2 separate regions of the Homo sapiens genome follow, and region 2 is linked to region 1. Evidence: chromatin contacts called from ENCODE Hi-C data. All regions are on one chromosome and are shown on one strand. Each heading gives the region's core, a stretch centred on a gene start or an enhancer-like site at or near the end of the contact. The rest is flanking DNA. Distances are from core to core; before and after follow the strand shown.

Region 1 (6,712 bases), core at 1,550-4,049:
GAATGAAATTATTCCTTCAGGCTTAGAGGATTCTGTGCCAAGTTTCATTTCTGGCTACATATTTCTAACCAAGTTCAAGATCCCTGAAAAGGAATACATAAAAGAGAAAATATCCCTTTAACCTCAGTGGAATGACATTAGTAAAGGCTGCTATGGGAAGAGAAAGGCTTTTGCCCTGAGATGGGTGTGCTCCTGGTGTTTGGTTTCCACTGAGAGGATGCCTGCTCTCTCAATGAATCTGAAGTACCTACTAGGATGAGGTAATGGCTGTGCCAGTTTCACTGGGTCATGCTCTTTCAGCACATTCTTTCCCTGTCTCCTCCCTGAGAAGGTGCTGTAAACAAGTCATCCTGAGAGGTGCTGCAGAGAATGAACAATCCTAAATTCAAAATTCTTGAAAACACTGGCCCTCCTATGGCAGTATAGAAGACTAAAGCAGCCATAAAGAAACAGGTTATTTGATTAGAAAAGGGAAAAAAATAAGAGAGGAGATAAATAAAATAAAAATTAATATAACTAAAATATTATTTTATAAAAGGTAGCTCTATTTTTAAATTACTTAGATCTTCAGATGTGTGTTAAGCAATTTTCTACTTATGGTTTTAAAAAAGAAAACTTTGGACATTAAATAATATTGTAGCAAACTGTAAAATATGAAAAATTAAAATTAAATAAACCACAGATAAACAGCATGTACCACTGATCCTAAAGCCACAATGGCTCTGATAATATACAAATCATGAATGCAGATGTACACCTATGATAATCAGATGAAATTACCAGGAAATCAACATAAACATACACACACAAATATAATAATCCTTACTGAATGAGAAAAATGCCTTTTTTCTTGAAGGAAGGGTTCTTTGTGTGCATGGGGCTGGGGCTTTTGGAACATCCATGATTTGCAAATTCACAAGGATTTCTACCAAAATACACCTATTGCCCGGTTAAAGGGCTGCTTTGTGTTATATTCTGATGGAAGGCTGTAATCTTTTCCCTGGGCATAAAATTAAAAGCATTCTAAAGGGCTTCTATTTATTCAATCTATTTGACTGCCAAAAAAAATCATAATTGTCCACAGTGAAATGACATAGTGAAAGAACTATGCTTTTGAACTGGGCTGGTACCTGCAGCTCATGCATGGGACATTTTGCATAATGTGGCTCACATAGAAGGCTTTGTTCTCCATCGCCTCACTGTGGCTGCAAACCTCAATTTCAGTTTGCAATCATTTCCTTTTCTAGACTGATCATTTTAAAATAAATTATACCTTTAACATTTAAATTAGTTCCTTACCAACAGTCATCAATCCCTTTGCCTCACACCCAAAATTATATACCACCCAACAATATTTTTTTGTTTTGCACTACAGATTTTATTCACAACATAATTTCCAAACCCTCAAATACAATTTTAAAAAATCAGTCTCTTAAGTACCTATTTCCTTTTGTAACATGTATATAGTGTATTATACATTTGTGTGCATACTTGTGTGTTTAGGCATTTAAACAAAAACCCTTTACACCGGACTCAATTTTAAAGCGTCTATGTCCTGGAAGCATTGTGCTAAGAGCTTACGACAGATGGCACACAGCAATTGTCACAAACGGGCTTGTTGCTAATGAAAGCTTTTTATTTTCTGACAAAAATCCTGAAGTCCGGATGCCAGGCAGAATAACATTAATTTCCAGTTTTCAAGGATTTTTTTTCTGACTCCATCCATACCCCTCCCCCTATACACACCCAAATATACAGCTCCCCACTCCTAGCCCCCCACACACTCTTTCTTGAAATTTCCATCCTTAAACAAAAGACGAGGTGGGGGAAGGCAGGCAGCCAGCACTGCAGTCCTCCTCTCCCCACCAAAAAAGCCTTTTAAAAAGAAAAGGAAGAAAAGAATAGATGCACTGTAGATTCAGAGGTCCACCCCCAACGTTTAAAAAGAAAAACGACTGTGTGGAAGCCTAACCAGACTCATTTCTTCGTGCCCCGCCCTCCAACACCACCAGGCATTTATTTTTCATTTTCCTACAATTATAAATATCAGTCCTCCTCTCCCAGCTGTTTCTGAAGGAATTACAGAGAAACATGATTTGAAATGGACAAGGCTTCCCTCACTCACTCACTTCCCAGTGTGCAGTTCTCTGCAGCTGGATGAACAAAAAAATCCCCTACCTCGATTTCCTATTTTCCACTATCTTTGTAGAATCCACTCCCCTTCTTTCCACAGCGCAGGTAATACTGGCTTTCGATACACGTATTCTAACCTGGCGTAAGTTTTCAGTTGTTTCAAAGTGGTACCTAACAAGCTCACTCGCTCTTCTACGAAGCCAGGGCTCAGGTACCAGTAGCGTCCGGCCCCCTGCTCCGCAGTGACACCTGGAGAGGACAGGCCCGAATCTTCCGCCAGGTGCACGGCTGGCCACTCGACCAACTACCAGACTGCCTGCTGCGAGTCCCAGAGGACGAGACACAACCCCTCCCCATTCCTATCTCTTTCTACTCAGAGACCGAGGCAAAAGGAGAGGCGCCCTACATAGAGCCAGAGGTGGGGACGGTCTCTTACCTGGGCGCAGAAACTGGATGCACCCGCGGTCGCGACTGCCACCGCTCACGGACTTAGCGCCCTCCGGAGAAAAAGGAGAGGGGTAGAAGGGTTAGGGGAAGAAGGGGAGGGGGGGGAAAAAGAAGGAGAAGGAAGAGAAAGAAGCGGAAGGGAAGTAAAGGAAGAGAGGATGCTGCTGCTGCTGCTGCTGCTGCCCAGAGCCCGCGCAGCCCGAGCGCCCGCCCCAGACTGAGAGCGGCGCCCCCAGCCGGCTCCCAGCGCAGCAGCTCCGCCTCGGCCCCTCCTCCCCGCCCCGCGCAGGTCCCGCCCCGCGCAGGTCCCGCCAGACTCCGCGAGCCCGTGGGCGGCCGCGGCGGGGCTGGCGCTGCCACCGCCGCAGTGTCCGGGAGGGGGAGCACGACCGCTTCGCCTTCTGCCGCAGCCGCCGGCCGCCAGGCGGGGACCGCGAGGTGGGAGCCTCGGAGAGCCCCGCCCAGCCGCTGGCCCGGGCCTTCTCCAGAGCCCTGGTCCCCTCCCGCGACAAAGTGAGGCCAGTGCCCGGGCGGCGGGACAGGCGGGCCTTCCTCACTGGCGTCCTTGGAAAATCGGGGGCAACAGCTTTAGTCTCTCGGGAGCAACCTCCGCAGACCCCCTGCTTCCCTCCCCTGTGTCGCTATGAGGCGGGGTTGCCAGTGGCACCTCACCAGGAAAGCTCACTGGCCTCGCCTCACAAACCCAACCACAGGTGCATCCAGAAAAGACAAAGGAATGTGGGGCGCTTGAGAACATAGAACAACTCTTGTCAGCACTAAAGGAGCAATGGCTGAGGGAGTAGAGAATTCTAGACCCAGCTCTGTCACGAATTAGATTCATTCATTTATTGAGTCAACGAATGTTTATTGACACCTACTATGTGTCAGGCACTCTTCTAAGCATTAGAAACATCAGTGACAGACCTTTCCCACAACCCTAATAAGAAAGATCCCCTCCCTTTATAGTTATTACATTCTAGATAGCCAGACGTATGCTCTAGAGACAGTTCACTTAATCTAACTCTCAGTGTATTCATGTGTCATATGAGAACTAAAAATGACAGCCCAATTCTCTTATGCTTAAAAAGATAATGAATATGAAGGATCTTTGAAGAATGATACAAATACAATGAATTAGAAAGCACGGAAAGTGTTGACCTTGAAATATCACCCTTAAAAAAATTGCCTCTTAAATGCTTTTGAAAGTGAAATGACCACCTGAGAAAACAAATGATTCTTTACCATTCGTACTAAGGAGTATGAATCTTCATAATCAGAGAGCAGCATTTTATTGTAAGTAAGAAAAGTAAGATGCAACTTAGAATTACTTCGAGTGTCTATATCAAGTACTGACAAGGTGTTTTTAAGGTCAGCCAACATACTGAGGTGTGGCTTGTACAGTCTTCACAGTGCTGATGAAACAGCAGCCATAATGTGGTTCTGTCACTTAAATTAACCACAGAATCTTAGAACCTAGAACATTAGAGTTGATGTTTTAGGCAGCTGGTCTAATTTCCTCCATTTTCAGATGGAAAGAGACCCAATGGTGGGAGCCTGCAAGGATTAGAAACCATCACAGAGGAAGCTGTGAAAGCCTGCCCTCCCCAGTCACACCCAGTGCTCTGTGTCCTGCCTCCCCCGCTCTGCTTCATACCATGTGCCAGTGACGCTTGCAGTGAGTTTGGAAGTATCAAGGCACACCCAGGAGCTGGGAGGTTGGAGGAGTTGATGCTCCTCCTCGGAAGATGGCCTTACTGAGAAGGAGGTCTTAGGAGACTAGGAAATCATAGACAGTATGTGGATGGGAGGAAGGAGTAGGCATGCTACCAGAGTGTTAGCAGCTGACATTCATGACCAGGCATGCAGGCGCAGGTGCTCAATGAGAGTAATTTTCCAGGGCCAGGAGCGGTGGCTCACACCTGTAATCCCAGCAGCTCAGGAGGGAGTATCGCTTGAAGCCAGAAGTTTGAGGGTGCAGTGAGTTATGATTACACCACTGCACTCCAGCCTGGGTGACAGAGTGAGACCCTGTCTCTAAAAAACAGCAATAAAAAAGACATTATTTCTCTGATAGTTTAAAGTACAGTGTTCCTCAGCACTTTTTGTTTTTGTTTGTTTGTTTGTTTGTTTGTTTTTTCCTCCACTTTAAGATTAGCTGAGGCAGCCAAACTCTAATGGCTTTTCTCTTTGGGGAACCTGGTCCTTATATGGGAGATTGCCTCCTCTCGACACACATCTTAGAGTTCTTTCAGAAAAATAGCATCTATATGTTGTAATTCAATAGAGAGAATTTAATATGGGGAACAAATTACAAAGGATTCAAATGACTAAAAAGCCAACTAGGGGATGATGAGGCAACACGATGATAGTTACTAGCAGGAAAGTACTACCACTCTCAGGCTGGGGAGTGCTAGAGAGGAGGCTTTACCAGGAATGAGGAGCACAAGCTACATTAAAGGAACTGAGACCACAGTGGAGATGCTTACTGGGAGACAGATAATGCTGGAGGGTCCTCCAAAAGCTGAGAGTGAAAAGAAATATTGTGGCCCTCCTTTAACCTGTATTTCAAAACCCTGTCATTGGGTGAACCTAGAAGAAAGTCAGTTGACAAAGCAGCCTAAGAAATACAGTTTGCAGGAGTCAGTGCCCTGGGATGTCAAACAACTTTAGGAGGGGACTCCATATGTTTAGGCTTCTGGTTTAAGGAGGGATCTTTGTGTTGAAGTGAACTTTTTTTTTTCCCTCAGCAAAGCATCCCTTCCTTAGAGTAATGATCCTTTTCATATGATTCCCCATATGCTAGTAAAATGTGTGCCTCTCTTCTCTTTCTCAGAGGTGGACATGTGACCCTGGCTAACTCTATAGTAGAACCTGTTCTCCTAATGTATAGTGATTGATACAGGGTGGTCATATGTCCCAAATATTTCCAATCAGGCTTTTTTCCATGAGATGTGTCATATGAACAATAGTGAATCGGATGGTATAGGTATAGAGTTGTCAGTGACTGTATTTCCTTCCATGCAGAAAAGCAATGCTGAGAGATGGAGAAAGAACACTTGAAAGACTCCATGGATCCTGCTACGTCTCAAGGTAGAAATGCCATTTTTCAAGCCAATAGATTTTTGTTTCTTTTCTAAGCTTGCTGTAGTTGGATTCCTGTCATTTTCAACTGAAGAAGCCTTGACTAATACAGTGCTGGACTCCAAAAAGTAAACCACAGATAGAAAGAGCCTGCCAATATTGATTTCCACAATTACTTGTCTTGTCTTCAGGCTAAATTCTTGATTTGTATTTATTTGGCCCGGAGGATTACGTACATAAACAACCATACCCTTTTCTCAGGGACAGGACTTCTGATAGTTTCTCAGTCAGAAAACCATCAGAATAAATGTATTTCTACTGATTAGAGAAAGGTCTACTGGTATATAGGAAGTAATGAAACCTTCTCCCCAGAGAGTCAAGGAGTAGGTGAGCCTTTGAGGAGGTTGTACTGCATAGTGTTAAGAGCACCAGACTTCAAGTCAGATCTGAGGGCCCATATTTGCTGTTCCCTGCTTGTGTGACCTTGGGTACATCTCTCTACCATTTTGAACCTCAATATTTTTATTAGCAAATGAGGAGACTCAACCACATGCCACCTAAGGTCACTTTAGTTTTATAAAGCTATGAGAAATTATAGCTCAGCTGAGGATTTGCTTATTAAGTTGATGAACATTAATTAAGTGGCCCCTAGAGAAACAATGAGCAAGGTTCATACATACACAAACAATGCTGATACAATGTGCAGCCCATCATAGAAAAGATGTGGATGCAAGATGCAGGTATGACACTGAAGAGCAGACACACATAAGTCTTTTACCTTCTATGTGTGAAATGGGCTTTTTGTGTTTTGTTTTTAATTTCTTGACCTTTTCTCTATGGATGACTAGAGGCACATCTATCAAAATTTCTATCATGTTTCACAAGTTTTGACCATTGCAATGGCTTTAAAATTTAAAAATGAGCTTTGTAGTATGGTCTCCCATTTCCAATTCTATGCCTAGTTCATTGAACAGGTGGTGAAATTACCATTGACTTCTTCTGGACCATAAATGTATCATTCTGTTCAAAAATTTTGTTGAGGTATAATTTA
Region 2 (6,836 bases), core at 3,777-6,276, 1.1 Mb before region 1:
ACATTCTACTTACAGTTACTCACCTATACACCTGCCCTCAAGGCAAATAGAAAGGAAAAATGAAGCACAAATAACGTGGCTACTAGGCAAGTAGGAAAATGTTAAGTTTTCTCTTTCAAATGACTGAAGAGCACCTGCTGTGTGGCAATTCCAAATCTTAAAAGAAGGACTGCAAAGGCCTGAGTATCTCTCTGTTGGCTACTCTCCCCTGCCAGGGTGTACAACTATCAGATATGCCAAAAGAACACATCAGAATGGGACAATGCAGGGCTTTGGTAATATATCATCTTTCCATGGCTGAGTTTTGTGTGGTTGGATGGGATGGAAGCAAAAACAATCCACTTGATTAACAATTCAGCGTCCTGAGAAGACCCCTCCAGAAGGGGATACTTTCCATCCTTCCCATCATTATGAAATTCAATCATATAGAGAAATGGGGACCTGCATAAATTTAACAATGCAATATAGACACATATTTTCAACAGCAAAGGGGGAAGTCTCCTTTTCTTTTTTCTCGTTAAAGACACATACTAACACTGCTTGATAAAGAGCCCATCACAAGTGTTAGGTGGAGAAAGGAAAAAGCTTAAATGTTTGTACATCTTTTACCAACTTTCTGGACTCACAATCTTTTTTAATCTCCCAAGGAAACCCCAGCACACCTGTGTTCCATATAATAGCAGCTCTCACCCAGCAGGTACATTGAGAGAAAGGAATCTGTCAGCACATTAATAAGATCCTGACAAGGCAGGGAGGAAAGGCTGCCAGTGCCATAAGAAATACTGTCTCCAGGAAATTAAAAGTGTTCCATAGTGCGCTTGGTGTACATCTGTTTATGTTCTTGTTTCCTCCACTGGCAATTGCTCCTGTCAATCCATGAATTCTGTACTATGAACGAAACAGAAAATTGCTTCAGTAGTACACAGTCCCAGCTGGGTGTTAAACCAGCAGTGTGGTGATATTAGACTCAAGCTTAGATGCTCTTGCTTTACACTTCTTTGAGCTAAAAAGAAAATAAGGTAATGTCAACAACAAAAAAAGAGACAAGTGGTACTTAGGAGAAAAGTGAAAAAAGTAAAAACCATTTGCTTGATTTTGTATGTGTGTGTCTGTCTGTGTGCGTATATGTGTGTTTGAAAGCAGGTGGGGAGTTTCTAGAAAAAATATAGGATATGGAGTCTCAAGATCTCTCTTTTACCCCAAAGACCCACCAGCTAACAAGGATCAAGGGAATAGGTAGGAAGAAACAGAGAAGGCATGGTTGCTAGGAGGTTAGAGGCAAAAGGAACACCACAGACACTATAGCATGCTGCGCCTTTGCTGGCAGACAGGGGCTATCAGTTACTAAAACTGCCATCATGTATTGGAGGACATTAACTGTCCACCAAAGTCAGTCTTCCCCTTCTTTCATTGTAGCTGAACACATAGCTGTTCAGCAGAGAACTTCATTTCACAGCCTCCTGGGCAGCTAGAGGTGGCCAAGTGACTAAATCCTCACCAGTAGAACACGAGGGAAGTGACAAATCCCACTTCCTGGTCTGTGCACTTCTCTGGGTGTGCCTGACCTTCTCACAAGCTGCAATACCGACACACCTATGACCAGCATGGACTTGATGAGAGCATCACACTCTGAGGGAGGTGGGAACAGAGATGGAAGGAATCTGTGATCCTGAATGGCCACATGGAGCAAATCTAATCTGAACTAAGAAAAATACATTTCTATGTATTTTGGAGATTATGTTTTGAGGCCTCTTTGTAACTAACATAGTTTTCACCCTAATATACATTATAACATTTTGAAATTAAAGTCTGAGAATGGAACTAAAATGCCCTCAGAATATAGTTGTTTTCTCTGTTATCAATCATCCCAGATTTCCAGAAGTATTCAGTTTTAGAGGCAATAATACAATGATTATTTCCTGAAAGTTCACACAAGACAGCTACAGTGATTAAAAGAAGGAACATTACATTTTTTTAAAAAATCATCCTAAATTTATCAAAAGTAGAATGATCCATAAAAAATTATAACTGTCAAATTTGTGTTAGCCACAAATGTGTTCAGCCACCATAGCCACAGGTGAAAGCATAGGTACTATTTGGGGCTAAAATTGTTGCCCCCCAAATTCATACGTTGAAGTCCTAACTCTCACTATCTCAGCATGTGGCTGCTGGAGAAGGGTCTTTAAAGAAAAGTAAGGTTAGCCAAGTCAGGCATATCACTTGAGGTCAGGAGTTCAAGACCAGCCTGGCCAACATGGTGAAACCCCGTCTCTACTGAAAATACAAAAATTAGCTGGGCGTGGTGGTGTGTGCCTGTAATCCCAGCTACTCTGGAGGCTGAGGCAGGAGAATCGCTTGAACCAGGGAGTCAGAGGTTGCAGTGAGCCGAGATCGTGCCACTGCACTCCAGCCTGGCAACAGAGCGAGACTCCGTCTCAAAAAAAAAAAAAAAAAAGAAAGAATGATAAGGTTCAATGAAGTCATAATCCACTATGATGGTGTCGTAAGAAGAGGAAATTAGGACACAGACAACACAGACTGAGGGACAACCATGTGAAGATAGGAGAAGACGGCATCTACAAGCCAACAAGACAGGCCTCAGATGGAATCAGTCCTGCTAACATCTTAATCCCAGACTTCTATCCTTCACAACTGTGGAAAAATACATTTCTGTTGTTTCAGGCCACTTGCTATGGTTCTTTGTGTGGCAGCCTGAGTAGATAAATACAAACAATAAATGTTAAATACTTTTCTTTTGTATCAGAACCAAGGAGGGATTCTCTGGGTTGGTTCTCTGACAAAAAGGAAGGAAGAAAGAGAAGGAAAGCAGGGAGGGAGGGAGGGAAGGGAGGGGGGAAGGGGGGAGGGGGGAGGAGGGAGGGAGGGAGGGAAATATTATTTCCAGCAATTAAAATCTTTGGGTGTTTACAAGTCACATGCTTTGATTATATTTAAATTCTAAATAATTCTACTTCCCTTCCGTTTAGACGCATGCTTCACATCATCTTCAGAAGTAAACTCCAGATAAAGACTTAAATATAAGAGGTAAAAAGCTAATAAAATAAAATGTGGGAAGTCATTGCAGTCTATGAGTAGACAAAGACATTTTGAATATGAAGCTAAATCCTCAAATCACAGTGTCACAATTAGATGGGTTTAACTTCATCGAAATGAAAGATTGTGATTCAATAAAGGATATCCTAGAAAATGTGAACAAACTAAAGAAAGTATCTACAATAACTAAAGTGAAAGGAGATTAATATACAGAATATACCCCACAAACACGGGAAAAAAAGAAACAAAACTCTTTCAAATCAACAGGAAAACAATGCAATCACTAATAGAAAAATAAATAAAGGAACAGGTAAAGCCCAATTGTCTAACAGGTATATGAAGGAAAGTTCAACACCATTAGCCACAGAAAAACTAAAAGATTAAACATCAGTGAGATTCTACATTATTCATTAGAATGGCAAACATTAGAACACTAGATAATACCAAGTGTTGGAGAGGAGATGGAAATGACAGAAACAATTGATATGTTGGAGTGAATACTCTTGGAGTGAACAATAGATACTGTTAGAGGGAATATAAACTAGTCCAGCAGTTTTGGAAAGCAATCTAACAACATTGGGGAAATTAAGTACAGAATCTCATATGATCCAGCAATTGACTGCTGGGTGTATGTCTCAGGGATACTCACACAGATTCATAAAAGCACATGTTCCAAGAATATTATTTGTAGTATGGAAGTTAGAAACAATGTCCATCATTAGGGGAAAGGATTAGTAAAATAAGATAGAGGCATACTATGAAAATATACAATTACCATCCTGCCTTGCTTAACAACAGTAATATTTAATTGCTTAAAGACTGTGAGTGGGATAAATGGATAGCCTTTAATCATTAAAGAAAAAATAATTGATAAAATGTCTCTCGTTTTCCTTTTCTCTCTTGTGAGTTGCTCCTTCAAACACCCATCTTTTAAAACATGAGAGATATCCAGCTTAAGACTCACCATGGGCCTCGGCTAAATCTTCATGAATTTGATGAGGTTAAGAAAGCAACTACATTTCCTAAGAAAGCAACTATTTTAAAAGAGCAAACCTGGGTGTGGGGAGGGATTAGGAGTAGAGTTTGGGATGGCAGCCTCAGAAGGACAAACTTAGGCCAAGGAGGGAGGGAGTTGGGGTGGAGACTGAGCTTCTCCAGTTGGAGGTCTGGAGCTAGGACTCTTCATTGAAACCGGAGAGAAGGAAAAGGAGAGAGTGAGGCTGACTTTTTAACTGAACTCCAAAATTCTCTGAGCAATAGAATGGGCCTAATATGTACCAGGTGGGATTTAATTTTAAATGAAAGAAAAATGTTTCAGATAGCAGGGACTGTTAAAACATTGAAATTGAATGTTGTGGATCTCCTGCTGTGTTGGTTTTCAGTATTTTTTAGAGCTTTGTTATCCAGTATTATAGTCCAATTTAGGCTAAGGAACAGAATAAATTTCCTAAGAGCTGTAATTTGTGTTTTCATGTGCTTTCCCCAAAGTATTATCAACTGCTATTTGATATCCTGTCCTTTGGGCATATTTTTGTTGTTGTTGTTGTTAATGATGGTGGTGCTTTTTTGTTTGTTTGTTTTAAGAAATGAAAAGAAAAGATTGGCAAGTCCCTGGAGAGACATTATCCCCCCACCCCCCGCCAAATTTTATCTATTGCGAACAGCAGAAATACCAGCATGTTCAGATCTAAAAGCAGTCTGTTTCTTCTCCAGGTTAAAAAAATATATACTTCTTATGACTCTGGACTTAAATTTGACTTTTTAAAAATAAGAAAAATTAAAGAAGGGTAGGAAATATTGGTCACATCTCCGCGTGATTCTAGGTCCTCACTTCTGCTACCCAGTAATTAAAATACCCTGCGTTATCCTTTAGAAATTACACGCCTGTGTCTTTAACAAACTGTAAGAGAGAAGGGGGCGGGTCTCGGGAACGGCGAAGGCTCTGATTGGCCCTCCTGGCAGGAACTGGGCGGTAAAATAGCCCTTCTGTTACTGTCCGGGGCTGCGGGGTGAGAGGCCAGGGCCGAGAAGGGCTTCAGGACGCGGGAGGCGCACTTGCTTCAAGTCGCGGGCGTGGGAACGGGGTTGCAAAACGGGGCCTCTTTGTCCGGGTGGGTTAAGGGCCCTGGCAGCTTTTTCGCGAAGGCGCCATGTCCTAGCAGTTGGGCCGCAGTGGGCCCGAGGTCCACTCGGACCGCCGAGACGGCTCGATGGCCCTGGAGCTGGAGGAAGGGGGATACCTGGGCGCCGCCGCCGCCCTCGCAACTCGGCCGAGGCCCCTATCTCAACCTAGTTTCTGTTTTTCCCCTGTTCTGCAGGCTTGCTTCCGGCGTCATGGCTCAAAGGGCCTTCCCGAATCCTTATGCTGATTATAACAAATCCCTGGCCGAAGGCTACTTTGATGCTGCCGGGAGGGTGAGTTTAGGATATGTCTGCCTGCATCCCTGCCTCTCCCCACGGTGTTCGGAAAGGTGCTCATTTTTGCCTGAGAGAGTTGAGCATCCCCCTTTAAAAAAATACATGATTCGACGATAAATACGTAAATTATTTAAAAATACATGTTAATATATACAAATTGAGCTCTAACATAATGTTAAATGTGTCATTGTTAACATTATTAATTGAAATAAACTCAATTATTGATAGTATAAATTTTAAAAATTGGCAAATATGTAGTTTACTATGTAATTGGCATTTTTTAATGTATTTTGGTTTGCTTCTTAAAAAGAGGTGAAGAATCCTAACGGTATTCACATGTGCCGTGTTACTCCTTTGTGATTATACACAAGTGCGTTCAGGGTAATGATGAGAGCAAACGGTGGTGTATGGTAAGGACGTCTTTAAACTGTTAGTGCTTAGAGAATTTGGGGACCTAGGAAACCTGAAGTTCTTTGTACCGGTGTCACTCCACAGGGCATATCCACAGCTGGAAAACAAAAAAAAAGAAACTTGTAAATTAAACTGGTTAGCATGTCACAAATCACTGTGCAAAAGAGAACCTGGATGTAAAATACTAGGGGCCTGTGTTTTCTCATGCCTCATTGGGTGAACATAATTGTTAAGAGGGAATACAGATATTTTTAAGAATACCTACTTTTGGCTGGGTGCAGTGGCTCACACCATTAATCCCGACACTTTGGGAAATCAAGGCAGGAGGATTGCTTAAGGCCACGAGTTTGAGACCAGCCTGTGCAACACAGCAGGACCTTATCTCTACTAAAATTTTTTTAAAAATTAGCCAGGTGTGGTGGAAAGCTTGTAGTCCCAGCTACTTGGGAGGCTGAGGCGGGAGAATTGCTGGAGCCTAGGAGATTCGAGGCTGTAGTGAGCTATGATTGCACCACTGCACTCTAGCCTGGGTGACAGAGACCCTGTCTCTAAAAAATAAAAAAATAAAATTTAGTTTTGAAAATGAGTTAAGTTGGAAACAAGGCACACGCTTTAAAAATTTTACCAGTTTATTTCTTTGAAACTTGTCAGCCATACAAAAGACATTTTATGTGATATAAAGGCCTTACAGATTTCATCCCTGTCAAATTAATCTGTGGGTCTGATGGTTGTTTTTTTCCTTAAAACACTTGTCACATTATAGATTAACTTGGGTCAGTAATGCAGGTAGGAGGAATCAAAGAGATGAAGAAGAGGTGTAGGGTAGAAGGCTACCAAAATGTATATGGAGTTTGAGTCAATCTGATTATTTTAAGACTAGTATTAAGCTGCCCAAACAAAGCTTTTTATAATTATCTTCAGGTCAGATGGATTCCCTTTGGCCATTTGGGCCT

Evidence for each region. A loop is a pair of places that touch in the nucleus more often than their neighbours do. Pooled maps may share reads with other maps.
Region 2: a loop to region 1 is called in a pooled map, with 4 times the contacts of the local background. The contact joins the promoter of LANCL1 here to the promoter of MAP2 in region 1. A Hi-C loop is called at or near these places in 8 of 50 pooled maps.

What each region holds. Positions count from the first base shown.
Region 1 is chr2:209,420,134-209,426,845 of GRCh38, reverse strand. It overlaps MAP2 (microtubule associated protein 2), which reads right to left and starts at 2,799. Exons shown (of 16, transcript NM_001375505.1): 1 at 2,570-2,799. RefSeq lists a silencer at 2,729-3,118.
Region 2 is chr2:210,474,949-210,481,784 of GRCh38, reverse strand. It overlaps LANCL1 (LanC like glutathione S-transferase 1), which reads left to right and starts at 5,026. Exons shown (of 10, transcript NM_006055.3): 1 at 5,026-5,165; 2 at 5,373-5,469. The coding sequence starts at 5,389. It also overlaps a transcript of CPS1 not described here. RefSeq lists an enhancer at 1-399.